Regions from separate parts of the Mus musculus genome. Here region 1 is linked to region 2. The links are chromatin loops, found by intact Hi-C in ENCODE. Cell type or tissue: left cerebral cortex. All regions are shown on one strand. Links, peaks and the distances in the headings refer to the core of each region. The heading gives the core; the rest is flanking DNA. Region 1 overlaps Mtrr (5-methyltetrahydrofolate-homocysteine methyltransferase reductase). Region 2 has its middle 99 kb from the start of Gm7969.

The links. Hi-C counts contacts between places; a loop is a spot of excess contacts. Peaks named below come from ENCODE experiments on the same cell type or tissue, not always from the same donor. Only the 100,000 strongest peaks of a DNase experiment are listed, where the experiment ranks them.
Region 1: it touches region 2 in a loop (34-fold over the local background); 2 of 42 quality-filtered maps call a loop at or near these places.

The regions. Positions count from the first base shown.
Region 1 is chr13:68,553,396-68,561,732 of GRCm38, forward strand. Mtrr (5-methyltetrahydrofolate-homocysteine methyltransferase reductase) reads right to left here. Exons shown (of 15, transcript NM_172480.3): 15 at 7,385-8,337. Among named protein-coding and RNA genes, the nearest start is that of Mtrr, 25 kb to the right of the region's middle. In left cerebral cortex, for the core only: no CTCF peak of the experiment used is centred there; no DNase peak of the experiment used is centred there.
Region 2 is chr13:68,045,011-68,053,347 of GRCm38, forward strand. No RefSeq gene overlaps it. Among named protein-coding and RNA genes, the nearest start is that of Gm7969, 99 kb to the left of the region's middle. In left cerebral cortex, for the core only: a CTCF peak has its summit at 4,919 (motif pointing left); no DNase peak of the experiment used is centred there.

The sequences.
Region 1 (8,337 bases), core at 317-8,316, 510 kb after region 2:
AAAAATAAAAAACACTCCAGCTCATATCAGCATTGTGGAAAGCCACCTTATATTACCAAAATCTTTTGTGTGTGTGTGTGTGTGTGTGTGTGTGTGTGTGTGTGTGTGTGTGTGTGTGTGTGTGTGTGTGTGTTCTTGAGGTTGGGGGGAAAAGGCACACTGGACAACGAGGCAAAAGTTGTCCCAGGCTTCCATCTAGTGGTGTTTGTATGAAGTGCAACCTTGCTCCCAATTGCGCTGGCCTTGAAGCCAGTCCCTTGGAAGGTGAGACAAAGCTGGACGCTAGACATCTATTTAATCCTCACTTACTGCATTCGCCCTATTTATGATCTAGGCATCCAAGGTGATACACCACAGTTCCTCAGGCAACGTTAAGCCAGAAGCGGCTCATCACAGGAGGTCTCTCCTTTCCCTATGCCCAGATCCTTTTCTGTCAACACCAATAAGCCATTCTAGCAGTCCCCTGAGTCAGCTGCCTTTGTGGTCCATCTAGCTACTTTGTCACTGTCAATTAGTTACTATGATGGCCTCGGCTGGGTCATTTATAGCATTAGTTGTGCTGCTGTCGAGCAATGTGAGAGTCCAGGAGGATGAGTGTTTCAACATGGGACTGCTGCTGGTACCACTGGCAGCAGGCATAGATAAGCAGAGTAAGGAGAGCCAAGGATGTAACTATGTGCACCATACTGAACACTGCAGTATAGGGCCAAAGAATGCCAGCTCCTCCCATCATCTCTCTCCTCCAAACTTCAGTCTTTCCTATCTCTCCCTGAACAATTCTGCCCTGGGTACATAACAGGAAGTCACGAGGAGAGAGGTTCAGATTGGTTTCTAGCATTCAGAGAGGAGTTTATATGGATTGGTGCACGTCCGCTACATAGGGGCGAAGAGACTTTCTTATGGGACACCTGTGTCACCGGGGGACAGATTGCCTGTTGGCCATCAACAACGTTGTTGGAGTCAGAGCAGAGAGTATATCTCTGGAACATCAGAGTGTGGTGATGTACCAGAGGCTTGTACACACTGGCTCGTTCACTGCATGGCAAGACCATAAAAGATGTTCATAAACCTTGGGCATTTTCTGCTTTGTCATGGAGGCTGTGGTTGTGCCGCTCATTACCATTGCATAAAGTGTCCCGAAGATACTAGAACTGTGTTGTTCTTAATGAAGATGGATGAGGCAGTGAAGACAAACAAGCAAGGCTGGTCTATTTTAGCTGCCAGGATGTCCTTTGGTCCTGGTAAAACATACTCTCCACTGCGCTGATGGTGCATACTTTATGGCTGCGTATGGAAGGTGTACATTGGTCTCCATATGCAGATGTACCTCACCAGTCAGATGAATGATCCCTGCAGGTGCCTGGAGAGGCTTTAACCAGCCGACATCTTCATTCCATCTTTGTGTCACACGACTAAAAATAGCTAAGATGAAGGATCTCAGTAGGAGCAGAGTTTTTTAATACAGGGAGTGTTTTTTGTTTTTGTTTTTTCCTTTAATTTCATGCACTGTGGTTCTTTGCTAGCAATAAGATTTTCTTCTGAGATTGGCTAAAAGCTGGGATGCAGACTCTTATGTTTTATAAGGTGGCAGCGTGATGTGGTGGTAGGTGGATGGATCCATGCTGAGTGCCACCTCTCCTCCTCCCCAAGGTATCAGCCATACAACAGGTCTAGTATAAAATGAAGTTTATTTAGGATGTGGTATGGGGGTCTGGGGAAGGGAGTAGAGGTGAAGAAAGAAAAGGGACAGAGGAGAGGAGAGGAGAGGAGAGGAGAGGAGAGGAGAGGAGAGGAGAGGAGAGGAGAGGAGAGGAGAGGAGAGGAGAGGAGAGGAGAGGAGAGGAGGGGAGAGGAGAGAGCAGAGAAGAGGCCTGTGGAGGGACTAGGCAACTGTTGGGCAGAGCCTAGAGGAAATGCTACCACAGACCAAGCAGCTGGCTCTCATGGCAGAAATGGCAGTTCTGTGCAAAATTTGATGGATTTCTCAACGAACAAGACAATGCATTTCCATGTTCTCTTTCTAAGCATCCTAAAGTGTTGTCCTAGAAGACACCTGCAAGCTCTAAAGTAAGATCCATTCTGTCTTTCATACACCCAGGTTTGTGTCAACACCATGCCTAAAAGACCACGTGTCTGAGGGTGGTGGAGTTTCTGTATTCCTAACTCATATCTCCACAGCCTATGCAGCCACTTGCGCATCGGGCTCTGTCAGAGCAGAGGTACAGGATAGTGCTCCTTCCAAGTGTTCCTTCCAGACCCTGGAAGGGCTCCCACATTCTTGCTCAGACAAGGCATGTTGCCTGTGGCATGTCTGCAGCACTGATAGATTTTCACAGGACACGGAACGCAAGAACTGAAAAGCCCCAAGTCCTCATGTATTTGAACCACACAGAACTTAGTCTCTACGGAACAGACCCAGATACCAACTTCTCAGCACAAAGGAGATTTGGGACCCCCAGAGAGGCAAGCTGCAGGGAGGGGTGGCTGCAAAGCGGGGAGGCGGCAGCAGCAACAGCAGGAGTAAGGGCACAGCAAGTAAAGAAGCTAGATCAGGTGAGTTCAGGATGCAAGAGCAAAAGGAGTAGATTTTTAAGGGGGAGAAGGGGAGTCTGTGGTGGGATGAATTGGGAAATCCTGATTGGACATACTAGCCAAATAATAAATTTTGTTTATCAGACTTTGGCATTTTGTCTTAGGAATGAGTCTGTGGCGAAGTAAGGGAATGGACCTTGGGGGCTAGCTTTAGGAATGTAATGATTTGTAGCTAGGGCTCAGGAATGTAATTTTTTGTAGCAAGGGCAAGCTTCTCTTGGCCACATGGTCATGGTCCATCCTGCCTCACAGATGACCTTTCTCTCTCCATCTTTGTCACCTCTCCATATTCTCTCTGGAAACGCCTCACTCAATCACAAATCCCACCTTCCTCTCTCTCTCTCTCCCTATCTATCTTTTATCTATCTTCTATCTATTAATGTGAATGGTTATTTGGTTACAGGTATGTCTATGCACAATGGATGCACATGTTACCCACAGAGGTCAGAAGAGGGAATTGGAGCTCCTGGGACTGGAGAGCTTGTGAGCCTCCATGAGGGTGTTTAGAATCAAACCCCAGGTTCTCTGGAAGAACAAGCTGTGCTCCTAACCACTGAGCCATCACTCCAGCTCCAGAAGTTTCAGTGGTCACTAATCTTGTCTGACATAGCATGGGGACTATAAACCAGAGTGGAAACTGAAAGCAAGCATTTGTTGGTGTAAAGCACAGGTTTGTTATACATGGGGAAGACCAACTTTTGTCTTAGTTAGGGTTGTACTGCTGTGAATAGACACCATGACCAAGGCAAGTCTTATAAAAAACAACATTTAATTGGGGCTGGTTTACAGGTTCAGAGGTTCAGTCCATTATCATCAAGGTGGGAGCATGGGAATATCCAGGCAGGCATGGCACAGGCAGAGCTTAGAGTTCTACATCTTCATCCAAAGGCTGCTAGTGGAAGACTGACTTCCAGGCAACTAGGGTGAGGATGTTAAGACCACACCCACAGTGACACACCTACTCCGATCTGGTCACACCCATTCCAACAAGGCCACACCTCCAAATGGTGCCACTCCCTGGTCCAAGAATATACAAACCATAACAGGTTCCAAGAAATCCTACTTTATACCTTGACTGTGATTTATAGAAAAAATATATAATATGCACGAAACAAAACATACCAAAATGTATGAGACTGTAATTAAAAGGAGTAGTGGTTTCTATGTGTGTCTTGCTGAATGCCAGGGGCTGTCAAGTAATTTTTACAAATTAACTCATTTAGCATTACATATCAACCGTGAAGCAGTGTGGTGGTTTGTATATGAGAAGCCCAGGGAGTGGCACTATTAGGAGGTGTGGCCCTGTTGGAATAGGTGTGTCATTGTGGGTGTGGGCTTTAAGACCTTCATCCTAGCTGCCTGGAGACTAAGATTCTGCTAGCAGCCTTCAGATAAAGATATAGAACTCTCAGCTCGTCCTGTACCATGTCTGCCTGGATGCTGCCAAGCTCCTGCCTTGATGATAATGGACTGAAACTCTGAACCTGTAAGCCAGCCCAAATTAAATGGTGTCTTTACAAAAGTTGCCTTGGCTATGGTGTCTGTTCACAGCAGTAATATCCTAACTAAGGCAGGCAGATACACTCACTATTTAACAGCCTGGAACTCAATGAGGTTAAGCTACTTGTCCAAGGGTAGGAGCTGGGTATGAAAAGCAGGTCTTGAACGTGCAGCTTGGCATATTAGCCAAGCTTTTAACTGCTATGCTTAGAGAGCTCTCTGCCGTTTCACGTTCCTGACTTCAACCCTTCTGTAATTCCATTTACACCACAGTGCTTTTTAACTATATCCTGAAGCAGAATTGCTTCACCAACATCAAAAACCAGGGAAGGAAGCAGGGAAGAAGGGGGAAGCAAGCTCATGTGTTTATAAGTGGGAATACAGAAAACACTTAAATAGATGGGTAAAAGATAAAGCTATTGACAGATACTAGGCTGGTAAGTAGATGATAGATGACGATAGGTAGGCAAATAGATAACAGATAGATGACAGGCAGGTTGAAGGATGATAAGCAAACAGCTCACTCACAGTACACTGCGAGTCTAAAGATAATTTAGCTGTAAGAAGCACTGTGGTTATGGAACTTAAGGTCTAAATTTATTAGCATCGGCATTCTCAATATTTCAGTTTGTCCACTGAAGTGAGTGAGACAAGATTAAAAGGAAATGCAATCCTTTGGTGAGAGCAATTCTGAAATTTTTTTATTAAAGTTGAGTCATATTCAGTGAAACATTCCTGGAGCTAAGGACCAGGGTTTGCACTGGGGAAGATATTAAGCCAGGTGTGTCACATGGGGGTGAGGATGACACTGAGGCCAGGAAGTCCTAGGCTTAAAGCACGGGGGGAGGGGGTAGACACAGAAATGTAAAGTGAATGCCCCGAAATCCATTCAGGAAATCCAGGTTTTACTCTTATTTAAGGTTCTTTATGTTGCAAGTTATAAATTTATAGTCATAAGCAGGTATTCAAAAATCCAACCCTCCATTTGGCTGTAAGTTCCTTAAGGGGTTGGTAAGCCACACGTCTTAGTATTCCCATTGCTGTGAAGACACACCAAGACCGCAATAACTCATAAAAGACAAGATTTCATTGGGGCTGGCTTACAGTTTCAGGGACTTAGTCATGGCGGGTAGCATAGCAGTGTGCTGGCAGACATGATGCTGGAGAAGTTGCTATGCTACATTTTGATCCACATGCAGCAGGAGACTATATGCCACACTGGGCAGAGGTGGCTTGTGCATGGGAGACCTCAAAGCCTACCCCTACAGTGACACACTTCCCCCAGCAAGGCCACTCCTCCTAGTAGTACCACTCCTTATGGGCCTATGGGGACTGACTAATGACATTCAAACTATCACATCATGTTTATTTGTAACCTGCCTGGCACCAAATGTGAACAGTTTTTTCCTCAATTGTCAATTTTCCAGACAATTGGGAATACTAAGACGTGTGGCTTACCAACCCCTTAAGGAACTTACAGCCAAATGGAGGGTTGGATTTTTGAATACCTGCTTATGACTATAAATTTATGACTTGCAACATAAAGAACCTTAAATAAGAGTAAAACCTGGATTTCCTGAATGGATTTCGGGGCATTCATTTTACATTTCTGTGTCTACCCCCCTCCCCCCGTGCTTTAAGCCTAGGACTTCCTGGCCTCAGTGTCGTCCTCACCCCCATGTGACACACCTGGCTTAATATCTTCCCCAGTGCAAACCCTGGTCCTTAGCTCGAGGAATGTTTCACTGAATATGACTCAACTTTAACAAAAAAATTTCAAAATTGCTCTCACCAAAACAATGCCCTACAGTTCAATTACAGTTTGACTCTGATCAGAAATAATGTGGGGGCTGGAGAGGTGCCTCAGTGGTTAAGAGCACTGGCTGCTCTTCCAGAGGTCCTGAGTTCAATTCCCAGCAAACACACGATGGCTCACAGGGTCCTATCATTTTCTTATGTTTTGGTATGTTGCATTTTTCACAGAATGTATATTCATCTAAAATTTCATTTTAATATAAGAACATTAATTTAAGATCATTTTTCTAATTTCTTTTATGCATTTGTGGAATATGTGTTGACATCTTGCATGCTTCTAGCTGTGAACGTTTGCTTTAACTATTGTGAAACTTTACTAACTGCACACATATTAAGAAGTCATGTTCTCGCTCACTGATTCATAAATTCTAGGGAAAATATCTCTGGTAGGATTTTTCCCTTTGAGGCACCTTCTTTTACCCCAGCTAAATGTGACTTGTTTTGGTCTGCCTGATGTAGCCTTTTCATGACTCTCAGCAGTAATCTGGGATGCCTGGTGAACAATCTGCCACTTGAATTGCTTTTGATGATTACGTTTTATATAAAGACTGAAAACTAGGCCAGATTTGGTGGCACATACCTGCCATCCCATTGCTAGGGAGGCTGAGACTGGAGTATCACCAGAAGCTTAAGGCTCTTTCCATTCAGTCTCTGTTACAAGAGCCACAATAAACCTCTTGAATACAGTGTAAACAAACACCAAAGCCTGTGCTGGTGTCAGCACAGAGCTCAACGAGTCTCCAGGATGCACTGGACCCAGTTTGAGCTGAGATTGCAGGAGTAACAGGTTAGAAAGGTCCCTCACCAACGCCAGTGATAGCTGAAAAGTGGAAGCTGCATCCAACAGTTTACTGCATGCCTTACCCCTACCTAAACAAAAGCTAAGACAATCTAGCAAGACCTGGGGATGTGCTGACTGCTGACCTTTACAATAGCACTGTCTACAGACTCATACAGGTTCATACAAACAGCCCAATCCCAACTCCAGAAGGCTCTCACACGGGAACAAACTTCTTACAGGTGGGTTGTCTCCAGCCAGTTTGGAGTTTCCTTGTGCTCACACAGCAGGTTGATGGAAATTTCATCCCTCACTATTCATAGTTTTAATAAGGATCGGAGTGACTGCATTTCATTATCACCAACTGTGATAGGAGCCCAAATCGAAAGCATGGATGTCCTGTCAGAAACCTAGTCTTGATTGTTCTCAACAGCCACTAGTATTGCCTTTTGGATCTGTTGTCTGTGGTCATGTGTCAAGAGGGCAGGGGCAGGTCGGCACTTGTAACTGAGGAACACTGTTCTTTGTCCATGTGTTGCTCCAGTCTACTGTGGCTGATGCATACAACTTACAAATGTCGGGATTTGAGTGTTTTCCTAACCCCTATCTTATTTATTGCACATAATACATGTAATAGTGAGGAGAGAATATGCAAGATGGGAAGAGTAGAACAAAAAGCCACAAAGCCTCACCAAGCTTGATATTATATTACTCTTTCAAATCTTTAATTCTTATAATGACCTAGGAGTCTTGTGATGACTTTTCACCAGGTAGAGATGTGTTTTAAAGGTGGACTATAAAATGAGACCGTTACTATACACAACAGGGAGGGTTTATCATGCTTGTGAAGGCTATGTTACAGTTAGGTTTGCAGGGTCTACAACCTCACTGGAAAAAAACCCCTGGGCATGTCTTCGAGAGGTCCTCTACACTAGGCTGAAGTGGACACCCACACTACACATAGGCAGACCTGTTCCATGCATTAAAGTATTGGAGTGTGTGAAAAGGAGGAAGCCAGCGAGGCACTTTTCCTTTTCTTTTCCTTCCTGACTGGACGGGATGTAACCAGTCACCTCCTCCTTCTGCCACTATGATTTCCTCAGCACTGTGGACCCCACACCTGAACTGAGCTAAAATACCCTCTGTAAGTTGCTTTGTCCCAGTTTTTGTCTCAGCAACCACGCACACAATAGCACAGGATCCTTTTATATACTTTATTTTCATAACTTGCAAGAGAATTTGGTATTAGAAGTCTTAACTGGAGTTCTTTTTTTTTGTTTTTGGTTTTCGAGACAGGGTTTCTCTGTGTAGCCCTGGTTGTCCTCGAACTCACTCTGTAGACCAGGCTGGCCTCAAACTCAGAAATCCGCCTATCTCTGCCTGCCTCCCAAGTGCTGGGATTAAAGACGTGCGCCACCACGCCCGGCCTAACTGGCGTTCTTTAAGCTGAACTGAATCACAAAAGTATAGTCAGGTATTGGGAAAACCCAAGTCTGTTAGTGAGGAGCAGACATGAATGGAGTCCATGAGAAGGACAGGGCACACTACTGAGCTGTACACATGATACCTTTGTCAGGGGAATGCAAATGCCCCTAAGCTGTAAGATGGTGACACTGAAAGTTAACATGATGAAAATGGCAGAGTACTATATC
Region 2 (8,337 bases), core at 101-8,100:
CTCAAGCTGCAGGGCTAAAACTACGGAGGTGGGAGATTCCCAACTTACTCTCGGCCCTTGTTGGGTAAATCTAATCTGGGCCTTTAATTTAGGCAGAAGATGTCTTCCTAGATGCCGTGTGGGACACTCAGGAATGACCAAGAAGGAATGACTCACTTGGCCTTCCCCCAGATCTACAGTGCGTTCAGTGGTCCAGGGGTATTGTTTCTGACCAGTGGCTCCAATCACTGTGGTTCTTTTACTTTTTAATTTTCCCAGTGGATGTTTCAACACAGAATGCTCTGCCCCTGTGTCAATTAAAAAGTCCATGGGATCCCCCCCACCATCAGGGTTACCCTAGGCTCAGGGAAGGGGTCCAAGCCCCATCTCCCCTATTCATCATCTTTCAGATTCAGGACCTTAGGGGCCCTTCCCTTCTTCTTTGGGCATTCGCGTGCCCAATGTCCTTTTTCCTTGCAATAGGCACATTGGTACTTCTCTAAAATCTTCTGGACAGATCTTCTTCCTTCAGGTCTGGGTTCCTTGTTGCCCAGGTACCCTATCTGTCTATTCTCTGGCCTGTTCCTTCCTTCATGCTCCCCTAGTACTGCGGCCAAAATCCTGCTTAAATTCCTCTCCTGTCTTCTTTTCCTCTTATTCTCCCTCTCTTGTGATACACCTTTTCTATCTCCCTGACTAAATCTTGTAAAGCCATGGCATGTAATCTTTAAAAGCCATAGCAACCGCGGCTTGTTGACCCTCAGAATTTGGGTTAAAAGGAGTATAGTATCTATAAGCTTCTATCAATCTTTCTAGAAAAACAGACAGGGGCTCTGTAGGGCCCTGCATTACTTCTCTTACCTGAGGAAAATTGGTGTGGCGTCTCATAGCTCCCTTTAGACTAGAGCCCAGCTGGTAACCTGGCAACCTCTCCCTACCTTGAGCCGTCTTGTAGTTCTAATCTGGCTGGTCCAGAGGGAACACAGCGTTCCAATTATACAGATCAGCTGATTACAAAAGACTAATATTGGAGGGTCTGTAGAGACTGAGGGTCTGTGGGCAGGTAACCTGGAGCTCTCAAAGTAAAAGGAAGAAGTGGTGTCAGGAGCTCTATCTGCTGGGGGACTCTGGGTTTGTTGGCTCTGGGTCCCAGCCATCAGTCCTTGATCCACCAACTGCCACCAGCAATCCCAGAGCCAGGAGCAAGGACCTGTGGAGGCAGAAAATAGGGCAGAGGGGGAGGGGACTCTGGCCACTCAGGAGGCCCTTCAATTTTAGAATAGATCTTGGGGGGACCTGTGGGTTTAAGAGGACGCTCTGTTTCAGGCGGAGCCTATGGTTTCAGTTCTGTTCAGGCTTAGGGCTGCACTTTGCCAGGAAAGTGGAAGCAGCTGGAGAAGGAGCCCCATGCCTTCTCATCACCAGGCCAAAAAGTGTGCTGGTCCAGGCAGGGTCCTCACAGCCACTGCCCCTTACTGCTTCTTACTGCTTCTTAGGGCAGAAAGAGAGGGCACTGTGTTGACCCACCCGCGCACATGGGAGCAGCGGGGAGGAGGGCTCTGAGATGCACAGGGAAACTATGGTTTGATTTATGACAGTGAATTCTGGACGAGGTAAGGCTGTTGATCCCGGTGGGACCCAGGTCCTCTCTGAAAAACAATGGCTTTAACTTCAAAGATAAGAGTCAAACCAAAAGTCCCCTCCAGTGAACATTTTAAATGAACAGTTGGCCATTCGGAGGCACAAAATGTCTGCCATGGTCCCTTCTTAATTTCTAATTAAAGATTATGGGCCCTTGATCTAACTTCAGTGCAGTGGTCTAAAGTCAAACTTAGGGGTGGCGTTACAATCTGCCCCATCATTTACACCATGTAAAACACGAAACAAACACAGAAAACACACATAAACACACTGACAGATGCCAGTTTTCTAATGGTCAGACAAAACCAACTCAGAAATGCAGAAGGTCGGGAAAGTGCACTCCCCGCTTCAGAAGGACTCCTGGAGTCCTTCCCCTCACGCAGGGGGTCCCGCACAGCAGCCCTTGATTCCAGCACATCTACTGTTCACACTCAGTGCCTTACTCCAAGGAAAAGGTCTCCATTTCTCAAGAAATGTTGCGGCTGCAAATTTCAGAACTGAACCTCGCTGGGTCACAGAAATATTTTTAGACAAAAAATTTCACCACCAAGTGGGTCTTCAGAGAAGTGGGTGGTCACACCAATCCCAGGAGGAGCCCCCAAATGAAAGACTCCGGGAGTCTATTCTCAAAAATGGGTATAGGAGGGAAACAAGGAAAGAGTCTGGTGCAGGTGTAGCAACTCAGGATTGGCCCAGCTGTGGTTGCTGGGGAGATTTTTCTACTCTTTCCCAGCAACCAATATCACAAACACCTGACAGTGAGGTGCAGCAGTGGGCACACACCTGGGTTCAAGGAACGGTCAAAACATTGGCAGACACACGGGTTCAAGGAGTGGCCACAGCATTGTGCACCTCTATATTTCTAAATCATTGAAGCTACTTCTGCTAACAATGAAATCTGTTTTGCCAATTTCAGGGCTTCTGTGACCTTTTACATTCTGTCAGGATCTTTCAAATCCACCTCACACCAGTCAGAATGGCTAAAAGAAAAAAACGTGACAGCAAATGCAGACCGTGCTGTAAAGAATAACGAACCGTCCCGGAGGATGGGTACAATCACCATACTCGGCCCGCCACCACACAAATATGCCTGTTTGGATGTGTCACCCTTATGCAAAATGGGGACAGAGATTCTACAAATGAAAAAAATCTATATATTAACTTGTAGGCCATCTCAGCTCTCCATTCTTCCTGCACTTTGAAAACCATGAAGAGGTAAACTCTGCCAAAGGAGAAGATGCTCCTACTGTTGAGGAAGAGGTGCCCAGCTAAACATCTCACAGGTGAATATTGGATATTTCTTACATTCACAGTAAGAGATCTTGACGACACTACTATCATCCTATGAGATGGTCTGCCACTTATGTGCCCATGCCCATTGAACCTCCTCAGTGACTATCAAGACAAACAATGAAGATGTGTAAGGGAGCCGATGAAAGAACAAAACCCGGAAATACAGAGACAGCTCATGGAGCAAAGATATGCACCTGTGGAAGAATAACTGCCTTAGAGAGAGAAGAAAAAACAAGGCATCATAAAACAAAAACAAAATGCTTAGGGCCAAAAGAAATAATTTTGGAAAAAAAACAAAGCATAATTTCAAAAAAAAATCAAAAAGGGAAACTACCATAATGAGACTCAGTCTAGTGCTCTTAAAACCACAAAATTCTTAAAAGTTTGGTTATAGTGTTGATGGGGATAAATTACTGTAAATGATAACTTTGTTATGTCATGGTTTATCAATGATAACTGAACTTATGACTTAAGAGGAAGTTAAAACTCATGTCCTGGGTTAAAAGTATATGGTTTATGTTTTAAAACAATATGAATTTATCCCTGCTATAGTGGCTAGTTTTGTGTGTCAACTTGACACAATGTGGGAGCATCACAGTAAAAGAGCCTCCCTTGAGGAAATGCCTCCATGAAATCCAACTGTAAGGCATTTTCTCAATTAGTGATTGAGGAGGGTGGTCAAGGAGACCCTTCTCCTAGCTGCCCTTCTGTTTGCCTTCAGAACTTTCAGCTCCTCCTGCATCATGCCTGTCTGGATGCTGCCGAGCTTCTGCCATGATGATAATGGATTGAACCTCTGAACCTGTAAGCCAGATCAATTAAACATTGTCCTTTATAAGAGTTGCCCTGGTCATGATGTATGTTCACAGCAGTAAAACCCAGACTCAATTAAACATTGTCCTTTACAAGAGTTGCCTTGGTCATGCAGCAGTAAAACTCTAACTGAGACACCTATTAGGTTCTGTAGAAATAAAGAAGTACTCTGACTACTAGTCAGTCAAGTTGTACGGTTTCTCCCAAACACCTTCCCCCAGCTCCCAACCCTCAAGCCACCCTGTATCTGACTACATATCTCCTCTGTGCACTATGGCCATCGTAGGAGCTTTTACCTGGCAGCTTTTGTTAACTCTGATTTTGGTGTCAAATCCACGGAGCCATCTCCTAACCCAACATGAAAAGGCAGACATAACTGGAAGAATTGCTAATGTGTAGGGGTGGATGGTACCGGCAGAACACAGAAGGCAGCAAACATCCTCTGAATCAATCGCCTGACATGCCGTTTCATATTTCATATGTCCAGTCTTGGTGTGTCACGGAGGACACTGGATGCAGAAGATACTCTTCGGGAATTCTGCATCCTCCATTATAGGCACAAAACCAATAGCAGCTATTTTGTTGGAGATGGTATCCTAAACCCTTAAACCTTTATTTGGCTACCTTAGTCAACTCTACCACCCTCAGGCAAGTGATATATCCATATACTCATGAAAAAGCTGAGACACAGAGAAACTAAGCAGCTTACCTGGGCCACTAGGTGAACAGCAGTTACAGGCTAGCTTGCTTCTATGACTTTTGCCCAGCCCATCCTACCCATCCTTTGTAGAGACTTAGCAAGCACTTGAGAGCCTCAAGCTGTTAGCTGCGTTATATAGATGACCTCATACAATTCCCATAGCAGTGTTGGAATGGTGACATTGTTATCTCCAGCTCATAGAAGAATAAATTCAGGTTATTGGGTTGAATAGTTGGTCCCGTTTAAGCTGACCCTGAGTGTAAACCTGAAGCCTGATCCATTCTTTCATCCTAGGGAACACAAAATGTCTGCTTTCAAAATTGGTACTTCAAGGGACCAGTGGTGAAAAATAAGAAACACTCCAGCTCATACCGGCATTGTGGAAAGCGACCTTATATTACCAAAATCTTTTGTGTGTATGTGCTGGGGGTTGGGGGGAAAAGGCACAATGGAAAACGATGCAAAAGTTGTCCCATGCTGCCATCTATTGGTCTTTGTATGAAGTGCACCCTTGCTCCCAATTTCGTTGGCCTTGAAGACAGTCAGTTGGAAGGTGAGACAAAGCTGGACGCTAGACATCTATTTAATCCTCACTTACTGCATTCGCCCTATTTATGATCTAGGCATCCAAGGTGATACACCACAGTTCCTCAGGCAACGTTAAGCCAGAAGCGGCTCATCACAGGAGGTCTCTCCTTTCCCTCTGCCCAGATCCTTTTCTGTCAACACCAATAAGCCATTCTAGCAGTCCCCTGAGTCAGCTGCCTTTGTGGTCCATCTAGCTACGTTGTTACTGCCAATTAGTTACTATGGCGGCCTTGGCTGGGTCATTTATAGCATTAGCTGTGCTGCTGTCGAGCAGTGTGAGAGTCCAGGAGGATGACTGTTACATCATGGGACTGCTGCTGATACCACTGGCAGCAGGCATAGAGAAGCAGAGTAAGGAGAGCCAAGGATGTAACTATGTGCACCATACTGAACACTGCAGTATAGGGCCAAAGAGTGCCAGCTCCTCCCATCATCTCCCTCCTCCCGACTTCAATCTTTCCTATCTCTCCCTGAAAAATTCTGCCCTGGGTACATAACAGGCAGTCACGAGGAGAGAGGTTTAGATTGGTTTCTAGCATTCAGAGAGGCGTTTATATGGATTGGTGCACGCCCCCTACATAGGGGCGAAGGGGCGAAGAGACTTTCTTATGGGACACCTGTGTCACCGGGGGTGGGGGTGGGGGTGGGGGGCAGATTGCCAGTTGGCCATCAACAACGTTGTTGGAATCAGAGCAGAGAGTATATCTCTGGGACATCAGAGTGTGGCGATGTACCAGAGGCTGTACACACTAGCTCGTTCACTGCATGGCAAGACCATAAAAGATGTTCATAAACCTTGGGCATTTTCTGCTTTCTCATGGAGGCTGTGGTTGTGCTGCTCATTACCAGTGCATAAAGCTACTAGAACTGTGTTGTTCTTAATGAAGATGGATGAGGCAGTGAAGACAAACAAGCAAGGCTGGTCTATTTTAGCTGCCAGGATTTCCTTTGGACCTGGTAAAACATACTCTCCGCTGCGCTGATGGCGCATACTTCATGGCTGCATATGGAAGGTGTACATTGGTCTCCATACGCAGATGTACCTCACCAGTCAGACGAATGATCCCTGCAGGTGCCTGGAGAGGCTTCAACCAGCCGACATCTTCATTCCATCTTTGTGTCACACGACTAAAAATAGCTAAGATGAAGGACCTCAGTAGGAGCAGATTTTTTATACAGGGAGTGTTTTTTGTTTTTGTTTCTTTCCTTTAATTTCATGCACTGTGGTTCTTTGCTAGCAATAGGATTTTCTTCTGAGATTGGCTAAAAGCTGGGATGCAGACTCTTATGTTTTATAAGGTGGCGGCATGATGTGGTGGTAAGTGGATGGATCCATGCTGAGCACCACCTCACCTCTCCTCCCCTCCAAGGTATCAGCCATACAACAGGTCTAGTATAAAATGAAGTTTATTTATGATGTGATCTGGGGGTCTGTGGAAGGGAGTAGAGGTGAAGAAAGAAAAGGGACAGAGAAGGAGAGGAGAGGAGAGGAGAGGAGAGGAGAGGAAGAGGCCTGTGGACGGACTAGGCAACTGTTGGGCAGAGACTAGAGGAAATGCTAACACAGATCAAGCAGTTGGCTCTCATGGCAGAAATGACAGTTCTGTGCAAAATTTGATGGATTTCTCAATGAACAAGACAATGCATTTCCATGGTCTCTTTCTAAGCATCCTAAAGTGTTGTCCTAGAAGACATTTCTGCTTGCACCTGCAAGCTCTAAAGTAAGATCCATTCTGTCTTTCATACACCCAGGTTTGTGTGAACACCATGCCTAAAAGACCACGTGTCTGAGGGTGGTGGAGTTTCTATATGTCTATCTCATATCTCCACAGCCTATGTGGCCACTTGGGCATCGGGCTCTGTCAGAGCTGAGGTACAAGATAGTACTCCTTCCAAGTGTTCCTTCCAGACCCTGGAAGGGCTCCCACATTCTTGCTCAGACAAGGCATGTTGCCTGTGGCATGTCTGCAGCATTGATAGATTTTCACAGGACACGGAACGCAAGAACTGAAAAGCCCCAAGTCCTCATGTATTTGAACCACACAGAACATAGTCTCTATGAAACAGACCCAGATACAAACTTCTCAGCACAAAGGAGATTTAGGACCCCCACAGAGGCAAGCTGCAGGTAGGGGTGGCTGCAAAGCAGGGAGGCGGCAGCAGGAACAGCAGCAGTAAGGGCACAGCAAGTAAAGAAGCTAGATCAGGTGAGTCCAGGTAGCAAGAACAAGACGAGTAGATTTTTAAGGGGGAGAAGGGGAGTCTGTGGTGGGATGAATTGGGAAATCCTGATTGGACATACTAGCCAAATAATAAATTTTGTTTATCAGACTTTGGCATTTTGTCTTAGGAATGAGTCTGTGGCGAAGTAAGGGAATGGACCTTGGGGGCTAGCTTTAGGAATGTAATGTTTTGTAGCAAGGGCTCTAGAATGTAATGTTTTCTACCAAGGGCATGTTTGCCATCTATGGCCATTAGAGCCCCTTCAGATTGATACTAATCATCTACAGACCCTGGTTTTTCCTATTTCCAGTTTATGCAGCTGATTTTGAGAAGGGACACCTTGACCGGAGAAGGAGGATATTGCCTAGCACTGAGGCTCAGGATAAAACTGGAGCATCATCCTGGGGCCATCCACACCTGTACAGTGCATGCTTGGACCTGTGCTTCACATCAACATCTGGGTCACCACCATGTCATATACAAAATGACATATGACATAATCCTGTGACAAAGGGTAGGAACAGTTTGCTGCAGCTCTGACTCAGCACTCAGTACAAAAGAGCAGTATCGATGGTGCAGCCAGTGGTTGATTGGTTAATAAAAGGCTGGGGATCCTGTGATTTGGAGAGAGAGAGAGAGAGAGAGAGAGAGAGAGATCATCTTTCTGCCAAGGAAGATGTCAGTTGCCCACAGAGGTCTTGGGAACCTAAACTTTGTTTGAGCCCCTATTCAAAATGGAAGTTTTATTCAAAATGGCTTCAGTTTGATTTCTTCTTACAATAGTGGAATCATAAAAGTAGAAATTTTCTTTTGTTGAACATCATCAATGCATGTAAAAGAATAAAACTAGAGAAAAAAATAAATGTTAAAATTGAAGAAGTACTGGTTTCTTTTAAAATCACAGACAGATTATTAAATGATGGCAAGTGTGTGCTGTGCCTTAGTGAACTGCCTTTCAGCACTGTCTTTGATTGCACTTTCCACATATTTATCAGAATTGATCTTTGTCCATCCGTGTTCAGTAACCACAAAGCAAGGCCTGTCATCTCTCTCTTTCACATTTAACTGAAAACACTTTAGTAGCAAGTTTTTTCACATCA